Linked DNA regions of Mus musculus: region 2 is linked to region 1. A link is a loop called in an ENCODE intact Hi-C map of the cell type or tissue named here. Cell type or tissue: heart. All regions are shown on one strand.

Region 1 (8,000 bases):
GTACAAAAACATGACCCCATCTTGTCCTTTTCCTGTTGCCCAGTGTCTTGCTCCTACCACCTCCTCAGCCCTGATACAGTTCTGCCATCAGACTCTGCCTCACCTCAAAGCAACCCATTCCCACCAGCAAGCCCTTGGAAATATCAGTATGGAGAGGACTGAGCCAGCTTCCTAGGAGGGACACAGACATTTGAAGCTCAGTCTTGACCCTAGGTTTTTGAACCTTTTATAAGGAGGCTGGGTAGCACTGGTTAAAATTCTACATATGAGAAGCACTTGGCCATGGGGTAGGTGCCTTCCAAGACTTAGAAGGTGCACCCAGGAGGATCAGGACTTCAAGATCATCTTTGGCCACTTAGGGACTCTGAGGCCAGTATGAATTACATGAGGCCCTGTCTCAAAAAGAAACAAGCAGGGCTGGGGAGACAGCTCAGAGGTTAAGAGCACTGGCTGCTCCTTCAGAGCCACGGTCCTCGAATTATGGTTTGCAACTGTTTGTAACTTCAGTCAGTTCCTGGGTACCCGACAACCCTCTTCTGACTGCTATATGGGGTACACAGGCATACATATACACATAAAATCATATGTAAAAATGGTTAGAAGGTGAATTTTAAACACTAAGCAATAATAACAAAAACATCAGAGAAGTATTTGACACCTGTGAACTTGTGCGCTCCTTCCCGGGCCCTAGCGGTAGTTTCTGCTTTGGATAGGGCTGCAGCCTTGGTCTGGCTAGAGGCACTAGGCCAAGGCTATGTAGGATTGTGGGTCCCGAGTCCACTCTGCCATAGGGTACGGCCACTTGGGAAGGCAGAACTCAGGGAGTCTGACTCTGCCCCACAAAGCTGTGAATGAATGTCTTGCCTACATGTATATGTACCATATGTGTGCATGGTGCCCTTAGAAGTCAGAAGAGAGCATTAGATGCCCTGGAACTGTTGTTGCAGATGTTTGTGACTACTGTATGGGTGCTGGGAACTGAACCTGGGTCATCTAGAGCAGCTGGTACGATTAACTGCTGAGCCAGCCCTCCAGCCCATTAGCTGAGTTTTGAGCAAGGACCAGGTTGCCCATGGGACCAGTTGCCCAAGGACCAGTTGGCCCATGGCCTTGTGATATGGCCTGATCCAGCTTCCCTGGTGAGAGGAACCAACCAACACATTCCTCTAGGGAGAGTGCAGCCACATAACGTGGAGAGACATCTTGAGGAGGTTAGCCTATTACAAGGAACAGGTGAGGGGATGTCAGAGCATGACAGAACAGGGCATGCCTCTGTAGTCATAGCTGTTGCCGTGATACTGTGGGTGGACCTGGATGGTGTCCAGGCTGTTTTTCAGGGTCTCTCAACAAAATCACAGTTGATTGAAGTCACCTAACTAGGCTTCGGCCACTGCTGTGACCCTTTAATACAGTTCTCATGTTGTGGTGATCCCCAGACATAAAATTATTTTTGTTGCTACTTCATAACTGTAATTTTGCTACTGTTATGAATCATAATGTAAAATATCTGTGTTTTCTGATGGTCTTGGGCAACCCCTGTGAAAGGGTCATTGGACCCTCAAAGGGGTCTGGACCCACAGGTTGAGAACCACTAAAGACTTGAGTTGGTTAGCAGGTGCTTCCATGCCAGCATCTCACTAGTCCTTTTGTTTGTTTGACGTTTTAAAGACTTTCACCAATAAATAATAAATAAATTCTGGCCCCCCAAAAAAAGGTAAGGCAACTAAAAGTAAGACTTCCTTGCAGTGTTTTGTCTTCGTCTCTCCTCTCTCCTGGGCTTGTTGGTTGGTTGTTACAGTTCGGATGTTAAACGTCTTCAAGGATTGTGTGTTGAGTCTGTTTGGGCTTTCTGTCTGTCTGAATGTCTGTTGGTTGGTTTGTTTGTTTTGACACAGGGTTTCTCTGTGCAGCCCTGGCTGTCCTGGAACTCAACTCACTCCTCCATGTAAGTTTTTAATCTCGGAGGTTTTGCTACAGCCACAAAAACTCAACTCACACAGTGTAGCTGTGAGGAGCCAGGTGATCGGCTCAGGAGGGAGGGAAAGCAGACCTTGTTAAAACAGAGCTGCCTTCCTCTGTCTCAACACATCTGGGAACAACCCAAAGGGCTGAGGCCAAGCACAGCTCAGAAGCCTCAGGAGGGCGCTGCTCTGGTCAAGGACAGTTCTCTCCACAGTGAAAGGCCCAGGGAGGCCCAGCGGCTGTCTGGATCCCAGTGAAGGCAAAGAAAGCTCAAGGTCTGACAGGGAAAATCTGGAAGGGGCTTCTGTGGTGACCTGAAAAGCTCCCTGAGCTTTCAAGGCCTCTCTAAAGTCATGTGCATGCAGAGTGAGGTGCATGTCCAGAACTGACCTGGGAAGAGCATGCGTTTCACCCGAGCAGGTCCTTAGAGTCGGGAGAGGTTACAGCAGAGTTGTAAGCATCTTGGCTGCTGTTGAAGACAAGCCTCAGCACAGAGCGAGAAGCCATGCTAGCTCTCTGGACAACTGTTACTAGTGGGAATGTAAGCCATACCATCCAGCCTTTAAAACAGAAATTGAGCTAGCCATGGTAGGTATGCCTGAAATCCCAGCAGTGGGGAACACAAGGCAAGAGAATCACGCGAAGACAGCCTCGGGCTCCATACTAAGGCTGAGGCCAGACTCAATGGGGCCAGGTACCCAGGCAGCAAACCCGAATCTCTGTGAGTTGGAAGCCAGCCTGTTTTACATAGTGAGTTCCAGGATCACCAAGACTACATAGATAACCTGTCTCAAAAACAAACCACCACCACCAACAACAACAAAACCCCACACCCTCTATCACAAAACCACAAACAATAAAATAATGTGCTGGCAGCACTCCAGAGGTGGTGGCAGGAGGCTCACAAGTTCAAGCCCATCCTGAACTACAATAGCAAGGTACTCTTTAAAATAATAATAATAAAATAAAATGGGGGTGGCTCAGGGGAGAGCACAGCTGCACCAGTGCCCATTCCACCACATCCCTACTTCATTCCTCCTCGCCATAGCCCCTTAGCTCACAAAAGCCACCAAAGGTTTTCTTCAAATGAAATATTTTAAAGTTCCATTTTAATAGTGTTTATTTTATGAAGCCTATTATTCTAAGAGTTCTGTTTGTGAAGAAAAAAGTTAAAAACAGGATTACTGAGCTATATATCAGTTAAAGAGAGAAAGAGAGAGGGAGGGGGGAGAGAGAGAGAGAGAGAGAAGATATGCCCACTTGCCCCCAGGATTTCTGTGTAGCCCTAGCTATCCTGGAATTAGCTCTATAGACCAGAACTTGAACTCAGAGATCTACCTGAGTCTGCCTCCCTAGTGTGTACCCCACTACAGCCCAGGTTATTAAAAAACAATACAAAACAATGCCTGGCAATGGTGGCACACACCTTTAGTCCCTGCACTCAGGAGGCAGAGGCAGGTGGATTTCTGACTTCGAAGCCAGTTTGGTCTACTGAGTGAATGCCAGGACAGCCAGAGCTACACAGAGAAACCCTGTCTTGAAAAACTAAACCGAACTAAAGTTCTCACAGTGCAGTAAGTCTGGTTTTTGATCCCTGTGTCTACAAAACCAGGCCTGAAAATTCGGAACCTCTCCTGACGCATGTCTTCACTGAAAAAGACACTACCTTTATGTGCAGGGCTCCCAGTCCCAGCGACTAACACAGCCTTGGCAGAGAGCTGGCACCTCTGAGTACTTCTGTGTCAATCTGTAAAATGGGGGTATCTTGAATGTTTAGGACCCTACAGCCTGTGGAAGCCCCCAACCCACCCAATCCAACCCTGCCACTAGGTGCCCTCCCTAGTCTGTCTTCTGCTCGCAGCATATCTCTTGACTCAGTTAAAAATAAAGTCAAGTATTTATTTATTAAGTCAGTTGATGAAGCAACGGAGGTACCCGCCCTTCCCCCACACGGTTTCCATTCACCCTCAAACACTAAGTGTCTTCAGTATACACTGTTTCAATGCATGCGATGGACCAAGGACTGTGTAAATAAGATGTTTCCACCCTGGAGGAAGCGAGAGGAAGCAGCAGTGATTTAAATAATCACACCCCTGCAGAGACGATCAGGTGAGGTGCTGATGGTCAAAATCCGAGTACTCCTCTTAGAGGAAACGACCCCTACGCTGTACTTAAAAGGAAAAGAAGAGTGGAACCTTAACGCCATGCACATCCTGAAAGCTGTAGTACAAAACCCGCTGGAAACATGGGTTGTGGGCAAATAGTTTGGAGAAGAGAGTCGGACCCCGGGTGTTTTCACTTCGCTGCTCACGAGAGGAAGAATGTAGAAAATTAAGAAGTCTTCTCCCTACAAAACAGGACCGACGAGGATGGGATTCGAACCCACGCGTGCAAAGCACAATGGATTAGCAGTCCATCGCCTTAACCACTCGGCCACCTCGTCCCACACACGATGATCCTTTCCACATTCCCATATCTCCCATCTCCAGCGCACCTCAACGCTTTCATTCATGACTCTGGTACTCACCCGGAAAAGTTCAGAAGAAGAAATAATAACAAAGAGTTTTTTAAATTTCCTCTAGGAAGGATTCAACCGGGACCCGCGCCATCACGCCAGTGATGCAGCCAAGCTCTATCGGGGATCCTGTTCCTGTGGCCCAGCGAGCGCATTGAAGTTTCAGGACGCGCTAGGACTGGGGGGGGGGGGGAGTAGGGGGGATCTGCGTCCAGTTCCCCGGGGAGAGAAACCGGTCCAGGGGTCCTCGGCCGCGCGCCGAGACCGCGGCTAGGTTCAGCGTTTGCAAAGCGCGCGCCGAGGAACCACTGCTGCAGTAGCTCCTCCTCTCTCACAGAGGGCGAGCTGGCACGCGCCTCCATGGAGGCGAGCGGATGGTGGGAGGAGCTGCGCGTAGGGCTCGGCTGGCCTCGGCTGGCCTCGGCTGCGCTCGGGAGGCTGCGGTAAATCCGGGCTTGCGGTGGCTGGCAGAGGCTACGGCCCGGTGGTCCCTGCTTCGTGCCGGGATCCCCGAGAGCCATGCAAATGTCCTACGCCATCCGATGCGCCTTCTACCAGCTGCTGCTGGCCGCGCTCATGTTGGTGGCAATGCTGCAGCTGCTCTACCTATCGCTGCTCTCTGGACTGCACGGCCAGGAGGAGCAGGAACAGTATTTCGAGTTCTTCCCGCCGTCTCCGCGATCCGTAGACCAGGTAAAGTCTCAACTCCGCACCGCACTGGCCTCCGGAGGCGTTCTAGATGCCAGCGGCGATTATCGCGTCTACAGGGGTCTATTGAAGACCACCATGGACCCCAACGATGTCATCTTAGCTACGCATGCCAGTGTGGACAACCTACTACACCTGTCCGGACTTCTGGAGCGCTGGGAGGGTCCGCTGTCCGTTTCAGTGTTCGCGGCCACCAAAGAGGAGGCGCAGCTGGCCACGGTGCTGGCCTACGCGCTGAGTAGCCACTGCCCCGAGATGCGCGCCAGGGTCGCCATGCACCTCGTGTGCCCCTCGCGCTATGAGGCTGCTGTGCCCGACCCCCGAGAACCTGGAGAGTTTGCCCTGCTGCGGTCCTGCCAAGAGGTCTTTGACAAGCTAGCCAGGGTGGCCCAGCCCGGGATTAATTATGCACTAGGGACCAACACCTCCTATCCCAATAACCTGTTAAGGAATCTGGCTCGGGAAGAGGCCAACTACGCCCTGGTGATTGATGTGGACATGGTGCCCAGCGAAGGGCTGTGGAGAGGCCTGAGGGAAATGTTGGATCAGAGCAATCACTGGGATGGCACAGCCCTGGTGGTGCCTGCATTTGAAATCCGCCGGTCCCGCCGAATGCCGATGAACAAGAACGAGCTGGTGCAGCTCTATCAGGTGGGCGAAGTCCGGCCCTTCTATTATGGGCTGTGCACGCCTTGCCATGCGCCCACCAACTACTCCCGCTGGGTCAACCTGCCAGAGGAGAGCTTGCTGAGACCTGCCTACGTGGTGCCCTGGAGGGACCCCTGGGAACCATTTTATGTGGCTGGAGGAAAGGTGCCCACATTTGACGAACGCTTTCGGCAGTATGGTTTCAATCGAATCAGCCAGGTACTTAAAAGGGAGAGGGCATGTAGGACTAAGACTGGAGGCGTGTCAGGGGTGAAGTGGCCATTGGTGGAAAGGAGGCAGTGAAGCAAGAAGAAAGTGGTTGGATGATGGAGAATTGAGGACAGTGGAGTGGAACTTTAGGGATGATCATGTGGGCCCTGGGGATATCATTAAGTTATTGTGATTAAATCACTGTGACCTCTCCCTGTCTCTCTCCCTCTCTTCCCTCTCCCCTCCTCTATCTCTCCCTCCCCCCCCCCCGCCCCTTTTCCAGGCTTGTGAGCTGCACGTGGCAGGGTTTAATTTTGAGGTGCTGAACGAAGGTTTTCTGGTTCATAAGGGATTCAAGGAGGCATTGAAGTTCCATCCCCAAAAGGAGGCTGAAAACCAGCGCAATAAGATCCTTTACCGCCAGTTCAAACAGGAGTTGAAGGCTAGGTACCCCAACTCTCCCCACCGATGCTGAGTCCTTGTCTTCCATGGTCTGAGAATTGTCAGTATCTGGCTCCAGGCCTGACTGGGGTAAGAAACATGCCTCCACTTTACAGAGGTAGCTATGGGTTTGGAACACTGGACTTGACTATGGGGTGCTGGGAGTCAAGTCTCAGCTTTACCACTAACTAGCTGTGTGGCCTTGAGCAAATACTATTACTTCTCTGAGCCTCCGTTACGCCGTCTGTAAAAAGGGAGGTGAAAATACCTACCTCACAGAACTGTTGGCTCAGATGAGACGCTGTATGTGTAAACATCCTGTAAACTTCGTACAAATGTGAAGTATTATTAATATTGCTACAGTGTTATTATGATATTGTTACTATTAACCATGTTGGGTGGATAGCGGCAGAGCAAAAAGTTTGAATGGGCTAGAGGTGGGAAGCTTGAGTGTTTAATAAAATGAGGCTTTTGGAAAGAAAGATGAAAACGTAGAATGTAGTGCTAAGAACGTTTCCCGTTCTCTCATGCCTTCGCCCTCCGCCCTCCGAGATCCCTGAAGGAGGAAAGAGATAAAGGTTAAAGTCCCAGATCTGTGCCCTCCAGTAGGTTGGGCTGCTCATTTGCCTTCGGATGACATTATGTAAATAAACGAATGTCACACCCACAGCTGGCTCTGTTACTCTCCTAAGCCGAGGGGTGGTGGGCCGGAGCACCGTGTTAGACGGCGGTGGACCCAAGGACACCGACCACAATGCTAGGACAGGCTGAAGGCCTGGGTTACTGGGGGCCAGTTGCTATGGAGACCCGTCCGCCGTATCCCGGCATGCCTGGACACCAGTGGTTCCATTGTAAGCGCCACAAATGGGCGCCTCCTGATGACGCACACGGAAGCGTCGACACCTCCTGGAGAAAGAGAATCCTGCGCAGCACTGTTCCGGAGATCAACGGCGGCGGCGTTCACACCCTGGGTCGGACAGCTCTCCGGGAGTCCTGGACGTGAGGCCGGAGGCCCCAGTGTCTGCGGTGCGTATGGCCACGCCCGGCGCTGGGTTGGGCTTTCCGGATCGGAGCTAAAGCAGAGACTTAACCGGCCCGACTCGCGCGCTGGCCTGAGAGGAGCCCGCGGTTCCGAGGGTGGATCGAGGTGGGATAGTTCCTTGCGCCGCAGAGTTTGTCCTCTGTGTCTGTAGGGAGGGGTCTGCTTTCCCTGGAGGTTTGCTGTGGAGGTGCTTATACACCGCGCGTTTACCGTGTGCCTCTTCCACTCCCTACAACCCTCAGCAATGGTATATCCCCTATTTGTACCCGGGTTAAGGAGGGACGATTGGTTGTGACTTCATTTAACGAAGTCAGGATCAGAGTCAGCTGGAGGAAGGAGATCCTTGAATTCATCCTGCGTCTTAGAAAGAGTATATACAACGGTGAAAAGGAATTGCCAGTGTGGAGGGTCTGAGGCGTGAAAAGGGGAACAGTGAGGCTGTTTTGGAGATCTGGATTTTCAGAGCAGGAGGAA
Region 2 (8,000 bases), 51 kb after region 1:
ACACCTATCATCTTACACTTGGCACATCCTCCTAGCTAGAGCTGGGGAGGGGGTCTGGGGATCTCAGCCACTGGAGTGGGCCCTCAGTCCTCACCTGGGGGTGGGGGAGAGAAAGGTATCAGCAGGCTCCGCTCCTTTCTCTTCCGTTTTTCCCTCCCCCACCTCCAGTCCCTGCCACCGCTACTGCATTGCAGGCACCGCCCGACACCTCGTGAGCAACTGGGCTGGACTGGGGGCCTGACCCCATGGCCCAAGCAGTCACGGACAGCATCCCCGGCTGCGCTATGGAACAGGGACGTGTGGGGGCCACAGGGGCTGACGTCACAGGACAGGAGAAGATGGTTGAGGGGGCGTCGAGGGTCAGGGTCTCCCCTACATTCCTGCCATCTATTCCTGCCTTGACCTACGTGGATCCCGAAGCCTCGACCCCTACCAGAACGCTGTCTCCCCAATGACGTCATTGCTGGAGGGGCTCCGGGACTTTCCTCCTCAATCCCTCTCCGGGGATCGCCCCTCTACTTGTCCCCTTCACCTCTCTACAGCCCTGGCTTCTTTCCCACTACTCGCCCCCGGTACCTCCTCTCGCAGCGGCTCGCCGTCCGGAACGAGCGCGGGCACCTCCCCGCAGTCTCCACCTTCGCCCTCCGGCATGGTGTCCTGGCTGCTTCGGCTGCCAGGCCCTGGCTCGGGGCATGATAAGCAGGGGTGCGGGGGGGCTGCGGTGCGGCCCCGAGGGGCGTCCGCTCGGCTCGGCGGCCGCTGAAGAGTGCGCGGAGCCCAGCCCGAGCGCGGCGGCGTTGGCGGCCGCGGTGCCCGGCGCCCCGCCCTCCGCTGACCCCGCCCCCGCAGCACCGGTGGCGCCGCTGGCCGCGCCTGGCACCGCGGGCACACCCCATCTCCACCCCCTCGCCTGTGGGAAGCCCAGTCTGGACCGCCGGACGCCTGGTTTCTCTAGCCGCGCTCGCGCTTGCGACCTTGGGCGAGTCCTTGCTCTGCGGCACCCGAGTCTCCCCAACTGAGTAATGAAGACGGCCATGGTGGGTGGACGTCCGCAGGTTCCTCTCTAGGGAATAGGCCCAGCACTAAGCCCACCCAGACTTCACCCCATAAGCTTTGCTTGTTGACAGTTAATACCCAGAAGGGAAAGACAGTCTCATCTGCTGGATTACAGGCTGGTGGGCTGGAGCCAGGGCACCAGGAACTCTAGGCTGCGCGACTTTTGACCAGCATGTTCAAGCCATAAACTCAGCCTTTCTATCTGAGAAATGGGAATGATAATATGTTGGATTAAAGTCACTAGCATGTTTAGGCCAGGCGGGGGCGGGGTGTGTGTGTGATAGGTTTGCCCTGCATGGGACACCCTTTTCTCAGGTGTGTATAGCTCACGGGGCTGGTTTCTCACATTTCAGAGGCCTCAAATTCAGAGATTCACCTACCTCTGCCTCCTGAGCTGGGACTAAAAGTATATTTCACTGTCCTCCATCTTTGCTTATTTTGTGTTTACTTTTAAAATTACTATTTTATTTTATATGTGTTTTGCCTGTATGTTTGTCTGTACACCACATACAAGCAGTGCCCACAGAGGGCAGAGGAGGGTGTTCGATCCCCTGGAACTGGAATGATAGATGGTTGTGAGCTGCTGAGTGAATAATGGGAATCTAAGCAGGTCCTTTGGAAGAGCGACCATCTCTCCAACCGCACCCATTTGTTTACTTATTGGGCCTAAATGTTTTCTGGCTATTGTCTATATGTAGTTAGTGTGCCTGGGCACTAGGAAGACATAGATAGGTGTTAGGAATGACATAGTTCCTGTCCTCATGGAAAATATTCAGGGAAAATCTGATTAAAGAGGGGTTTAGAACCCAGACTCTAGCCATCACTCTGGGCCATGGTCAAGCCTCCGTTCCCTTTGTCCCTCTGTAAGGGCTAAAGTGATCCCCCCTTTTATTTTTATTTTTTAAAGGTGTATTTATTTTATGTATGAGTGCTCTATCTGCACGTACACCTGCATGCCAGAAGAGGGCATCAGATCCCATTACAGATGGTTGTGAGCCACCATGTGGTTTCTGGGAATTGAAGTCAGGACCTCTGGGTTTTTTTGATTGTTTGTTTGTTTGGTTGGTTGTTTTTTTTTTTTTTTTTTTCTGAGACAGGGTTTCTCTGTATAGCCCTGGTTGTCCTGGAACTATTTTGTAGACCTCGAACTCGTGATTTTGTAGGCTGGCCTTGAACTCGTGATCCTCCTGCCTCTGCCTCCTTCACCAAATCCTACCGGCGTACGCATCCACAACTGGCAAGATTTATTTATTTATTTTATATATACAATACACAATAGCTGTATAGATAGTTGTGAGCCATTGTGTGGTTGCTGGGACCTTCGGAGAGCAGTCAGCCAATGCTCTTAACCACTGAGCCATCTCTCCAGTCCCGATCTCCCCCCCCCCCCAAAATTAATTACATGTTAAATGTATTTGTTCTGTGTATCTCTCTCTGGGCGGGATGGTGCAAAGAGGTGCACTTTAACATAGCTCGAGTGTACAAATCGGAGGAAGATTTTTCGGAGTTGGCTCTCTTCTTCCACCGTCTGGGAATTGAATTTAGGTTCTCAGGCTTGGCAGTCTGCTGAGCCATCTCACAAGCAAGCTAACATGACTCTTAAAGGATTTGGACAAATGGATAAAAAGGGAAAGGCATATCTCCCGCATCCCAGGCGGAGGAGCAAAAGCAGCTGTTGGACAGCATGGGCTGAGTTTGGGGATCAGAAAAGTCTGACCTTATGCAACTAAACGCTGAGTAGTTAGTCAGCTGTAAGTATCCGAGGGTGTGTCATGCTATCTAGAGAATAGTACCTGACAGTCTGTGAGAGAGGGACCCTTGGAGGGATTGTCTCCAGCGACGATGGGAGTGGTTACAGCCTGGGTGGGAAGAAAAGAGCCTAGGAGACTAGGAGTGAAGCTTACGGGCCTCACTTGGAGATCACAGGACTGGTGATGACTCAGGAGACCTTCAGGAGACAGGTCACTACACCTCTGCCTCCCAAATCTCCCGGACCACTGGAGAAAGCGATGGAACAAGGCCCAGTACAGATTCCTGTCCCATGTATACCACCAGGACTTCGTATCTTCTGGGTGGTCTCAGTTTCTGTCTCCTGCCCCATGCGTGAGCGCGTGTGTGCGTGTGAGTGCGTGTGTGCATAACGTATTGAGCGCGATTCCAAACCCTCCCAGCAGAGGCCCTCGGGGATGAGCCCAGCGGCGGACTCTACAGGGCATTTTCAGCACCAGCCGACGGACAGCACCAGTTCTGAAAGGAGTGGGAGGGCGGAGGAGGAGTCAGCGTTCCAGGGCTCAGGGCCGCGCTGTCACTCTCCCGGTGCGGGCAACAACAACAATTTCTAGCAGGCCGGAGCTCCAAAACAGGATGGAGTGAATTGGAGGAAAGAGCACAGAGTAGGGGCAGGGATCAGTCAGAGCTTGACCGACCGCCGCATTCCTCTTGGACTGCATTGCGGCGGAGCCAGCTTTGTGCCCTGACTAGTTGGGTCGGTCAGGACTTTAATCTTCCTATTGGCGTAGTCGTGGCAAGGAGCGTCAAGCGCCTCTTGGCGCAGACGCGGAACTAAGTTACAACTCCTTCTCACCTATTGGCTGGTAGCGCCGCAAATTAGCCAGCCTACTAGTCAATCCGAGAACATCTTGAGTAGCTCCGCCCCCTATCTGTCGGAAGTTGAATATGACAAAACCCGATTGGAAGAGAGCTCACCAGTAGCCAATTGAAAGTGTAAAGGGGGAGAACCAGCTCTTCCGACGAGCCAATGGTAGACAGCGAAGTGTGACGCCAAGGACATGGCGGCCGCGATCGGACAGCCCTGGGACGTGTCGGGCCGTCGGGTAACTTCGGTCAGGACCAGGCAAGAGAAGTAGCTGTTTCAGTAGTGTTCGTACCCACGACTCAGCGAAGTACCCACGACCCTTGGGTAGAGCGAACGTCACGGCCATGGCTTACCATTCGGCATATGGAGTCCACGGTGCGTGAGGAGTGGGGAGGGCGGGGCGCGGCCTGGCAGCGGGGAGCCAAATACGCTGAGAGACCCACTGGTTCTGTTGGAGAGGGTCTGCAGTGACCGCTGCCCAGGGCGGGGAGAGTGTCTCTCGGGTTCCTGCCCTGCCACACTGCAGCGTGTCCTGGACTTCGCCCTTACTAGCCAGTCCTGAGATCAGGCTGCGACAGCACTACTGGGATCCTCAAGTCTAATCCTGCTTGTACCGAATTTGCCTCCAGAACTTCCTTTCCCTCTTACAACTCGGGCAGCATTCCTGACCACTGTCCAGGGACTCCGAATAGCCAATATTGCCTTTTCTACCTGTGTTAAGTCAAGGAATGTCTTTGCGGTGATTGTGCCCAAGCAAACGTCTTTTCACTCGCTAGTACTCAGAGATCATTTCCCTTGAGAGACTTCCTAGAAACCCCAAATGGGTAGCCATGTTTAGGCACACCTTTCCCACTGCATGCAGTAAATGATCCCCCACCCTGACCCCCCGAAGGATAGGAGATCGACTTTAAAACTCATCCTGCCTTTTCCTCAATTGTTCGGTGCCTTAGGACCTATGCACAGCTTCCCAGCCTGGGGAAAGGGCAGTGGTCTGGGTTCTTGCTCTGTAATTCTGTAATCTACTTTGGTCCTCTCACACCTGCAGGTTCCAAGCATAGGACCCGGGCAGCTCCAGACCCTCCTCCACTCTTCGATGATACAAGTGGTGGTTATTCCAGCCAACTGGGCGGATACCCAGCCCCAGGAGCTGATGTAGCCTTCAGTGTCAACAACCTGCTTGGAGACCCAGTGGCCAATATGGCAATGGCCTATGGCACCTCCATAGCATCCCAAGGGAAGGACATAGTGCACAAAGAGGTGTGCCCTGGGCTCCCGGGAGGAGGGAGGCAGGGCTTCTGGCCAGGGTTGGGGTGTCACAGGATCCCATCTTACTCCCCAGGCATCCTTTAGGAAGGATCACGGTAGGGCTCATCCATAGCCTCTTCTCTTTACTTCCAGCTGCACCGTTTTGTGTCCGTGAACAAACTCAAGTATTTTTTTGCTGTGGACACAGCCTATGTCGCTAAGAAGCTAGGGCTATTGGTCTTCCCATACACACATCAGGTGAGCTTCCCACCAGGAGAGCTGGCCAGCCTCTCCCCACTCGCGGATAACCTGACTGATCATCAGATCTCAACCCTCTCTCTCTTTCTCTCTGCTCCTGTTTACCCGACCACCTCGCCACGGCCAGAACTGGAAAATGCAATACAGCCATGATGTGCCTCTGCCCCCGCGGAAAGATCTCAATGCCCCTGACCTCTATATCCCCAGTGAGTCTCTGATGTGGGGCTTGGCCACAAAGGGGACTTGTGCCTTGAGCATAGTTAGGAAGACGATTCTGTTAATGACCCAGCGTTCATTCCTGGAGCTTTCCACGTGGGACTGTTACTAGACACTAAGTTGACAGGATGACCAGTAGGAAACTTCCTGAATGACCTTGATTTTTTTTTTTTTTTTTTTTTGGTTTTTCGAGACAGGGTTTCTCTGTGTAGCCCTGGCTGTCCTGGAATCCTGGAACTCACTCTGTAGACCAGGCTGGCCTCGAACTCAGAAATCTGCCTGCCTCTGCCTCCCGAGTGCTGGGGTTAAAGGCGTGCGCCACCACGCCCGGCACTTTCCTGACTTTTAAAGTGGACCCTGTCTCTCTCCAGCCTGGAGCTCAGGGTTTCACTCGGCCCAGCAGTTCCCAGCTGTAGGGCTTCAGACTTTGGATCCTCACAGCTGCCTGCGTCCCCATGGCGCTTGTCAGGCTACCTACTTGCCTCTGCACTTCACTCTGTCCTGTTGGCTAAGAAGGTTCAGGCTCAGGGCACACACAAGGAAAGCAGATATACTAGGGCAGAGCTGTCTGGAGGAGCTGTCAGGAAGGGCAGCCGCTAAGGTTGTTCCATCCTCTGTTCCTCTCATGATCTGTTACAAAGCTGGTATTGCCATCCTTTGTCATATGCTGAAGTCAAGGCTATAAGGCCTTAACTGCCCCATCGCTTACAGGTAGCAGTCCTGTGCCTTCTGGTGGCTCCATCAACCTGGTGTCTGGGGAGTTGAAATTGCTGCTGAAGCCTGCCTGGCTCCCTACATCTTTGAGCTCCTGTGAAAACAGCTCATAGTTAACCAGGGGTTTCTGCATGGCCAGTGGTCAAACTCATAATTGTTGGTGGAGAGGGACCCTATTCCCAGAATCCTGGACCCTAGGACAGCCTATGTTGTCCATGAAGCTTTCTTTTTGGTTCTAGTCTTGCCAGAAATCAGGCTGGTACCTGTCTAGGATGAGCAGAGGTCTTGACCGTGGTGTTAATTCTGGAGATATTGCAGGGAGCTGATGAGTTTCCTAATGGGAGGGAAGGTGATGGCTATGGTCCTGGGAGGCCCAGTAGTAGTCAGCTGGAAGGGGCAGTCGAGAGGCGCACCGGGGACAGGACATTGGAGAGTGAAGTTGGGATATGCAGGGAGGGAAGGATGGGAGAGGCTGGAGCACTAGTGGACTTGAATGCCTAATGAGGGGCTCTGGGTGAGGAAGCCAGAGGAACTACTTCCTCTCTTCTCTTCTCTTGGCAGCCATGGCCTTCATCACATACGTGCTGCTGGCTGGAATGGCGCTAGGCATTCAGCAAAGGTTAGTATTCTCTTCTCCCTCCTGGCTTATGTCCCTTCCTCTGTAGGGAATCTGTGCCAGGTCCTAGCTCACCCACCTTGGGCCTACCCTGACCTACCTTCTCCCATGGCTGCAGGTTCTCCCCAGAGGTGTTGGGCCTGTGTGCAAGCACAGCACTGGTGTGGGTGTTCATGGAGGTGTTGGCTCTGCTTCTGGGCCTCTACCTGGCCACCGTACGCAGTGAACTGAGTACCTTCCACCTCTTGGCTTACAGCGGTTACAAATATGTGGGGTGAGTGCCTGCAGGCTGAGAGGAGCCTGAAGGGTCTCAGGCTACAGGTTTTGGGCCTATGTAGCAACAGCCTTCACTGTGATGCTAGAGACAGTTCTACTCCGTCTCAACCGCCAGCTCTACGCTGTGAGTTGGTGGCTGTTTCTGACAGTCTCCCCTTGGAGCCAGTGACTTTAAAGAGACTGGGGATTTGTTAGTTACCTTGGGGAGCCCAGAGAAGGGAAGGGGAGTTTAGGCCCTGGGACTGAGTCCTGAACCTTGCAGGTCTATTTGGAGTCTGGTTCTTTGTAGGGAACAGCCCAGTGTTGTGGGTCATGGTACTGGGTAGTTGTAGGCCCTGGTGGGTGGGGCTAGTCTCAGGCTCCAACCTCAGGAACCTCCAGTTCACTCCTGCACCCCCAGTTCATTCCCACTTCACTCCTGCACCCCCAGGATGATCCTTAGTGTGCTCACGGGGCTGCTCTTCGGCAGTGATGGCTACTACGTGGCCCTGGCCTGGACATCATCTGCGCTTATGTACTTCATTGTGAGTGTGGGGCGGCCCCTCCCCCTCTCCTCTGGGACACATTCCCCTTCCTAGCCCACTCAGCTCTCCTCTCTTCCAGGTACGATCTTTGCGGACTGCAGCTTCAGGCCCTGACAGCATGGGGGGCCCAGCCCCTCGGCAGCGTCTCCAGCTCTACCTGACCCTGGGAGCAGCTGCCTTCCAGCCCCTCATCATATACTGGCTGACCTTCCACCTGGTCCGGTGATCCCTGGTCCTTAGGTGGCACTCATTTTTCCATACATTGAAGATTTGGTTTCCTTAACTTGGCTTGACCCTGGTTCCTGGGACCTGAGGGGAAGCCATAGGTATCTGCTTTGCCCAGGGGACTAGGCTTCAGGCTTCTAAGAGAAGGGTAAGCGGATTCTGGGAGAGCATCCTCGAGGCATCTTTTATACTGCTTTGAAAAACAGCTGGAAGGGTCGCATCGGACACAGCTGGAAAGGGAAGATGGAAGGGTGGCTACAAGGAGACTTCCAAG

What was found. A loop is a pair of places that touch in the nucleus more often than their neighbours do. Peaks named below come from ENCODE experiments on the same cell type or tissue, not always from the same donor. Only the 100,000 strongest peaks of a DNase experiment are listed, where the experiment ranks them.
Region 2: a loop joins it to region 1, with 2.0 times the contacts of the local background. A loop is called at or near these places in 7 of 42 quality-filtered maps.

What each region holds. Positions count from the first base shown.
Region 1 is chr19:5,033,981-5,041,980 of GRCm38, forward strand. It overlaps B4gat1 (beta-1,4-glucuronyltransferase 1), which reads left to right and starts at 4,846. Exons shown (of 2, transcript NM_175383.2): 1 at 4,846-6,052; 2 at 6,327-7,154. The coding sequence starts at 4,997. The coding sequence ends at 6,518. Brms1 (breast cancer metastasis-suppressor 1) reads left to right here and starts at 7,383. Exons shown (of 10, transcript NM_134155.3): 1 at 7,383-7,510. Gm30581 (a long non-coding RNA gene) reads right to left here and starts at 4,914. Exons shown (of 2, transcript XR_388294.3): 1 at 4,490-4,914; 2 at 3,837-4,309. It overlaps n-TSgct6 (a tRNA gene), which reads right to left and starts at 4,405; the gene lies at 4,324-4,405. In heart, CTCF peaks have their summits at 4,814 and 7,417; DNase peaks (open chromatin) are centred at 4,431, 4,841, 5,591, 7,351 and 1 weaker place; H3K4me3 peaks cover 4,354 bases; H3K27ac peaks cover 3,163 bases.
Region 2 is chr19:5,084,722-5,092,721 of GRCm38, forward strand. It overlaps Tmem151a (transmembrane protein 151A), which reads right to left and starts at 770. Exons shown (of 2, transcript NM_001001885.2): 1 at 577-770. The coding sequence starts at 651. Yif1a (Yip1 interacting factor homolog A (S. cerevisiae)) reads left to right here and starts at 3,817. Exons shown (of 8, transcript NM_026553.4): 1 at 3,817-4,027; 2 at 4,698-4,909; 3 at 5,051-5,155; 4 at 5,283-5,361; 5 at 6,647-6,704; 6 at 6,820-6,975; 7 at 7,408-7,501; 8 at 7,581-8,000. The coding sequence starts at 3,997. The coding sequence ends at 7,727. In heart, CTCF peaks have their summits at 2,005 (motif pointing right), 3,224 and 3,747; DNase peaks (open chromatin) are centred at 860, 3,710, 4,810, 7,538 and 2 weaker places; H3K4me3 peaks cover 3,734 bases; H3K27ac peaks cover 2,735 bases; H3K27me3 peaks cover 1,990 bases.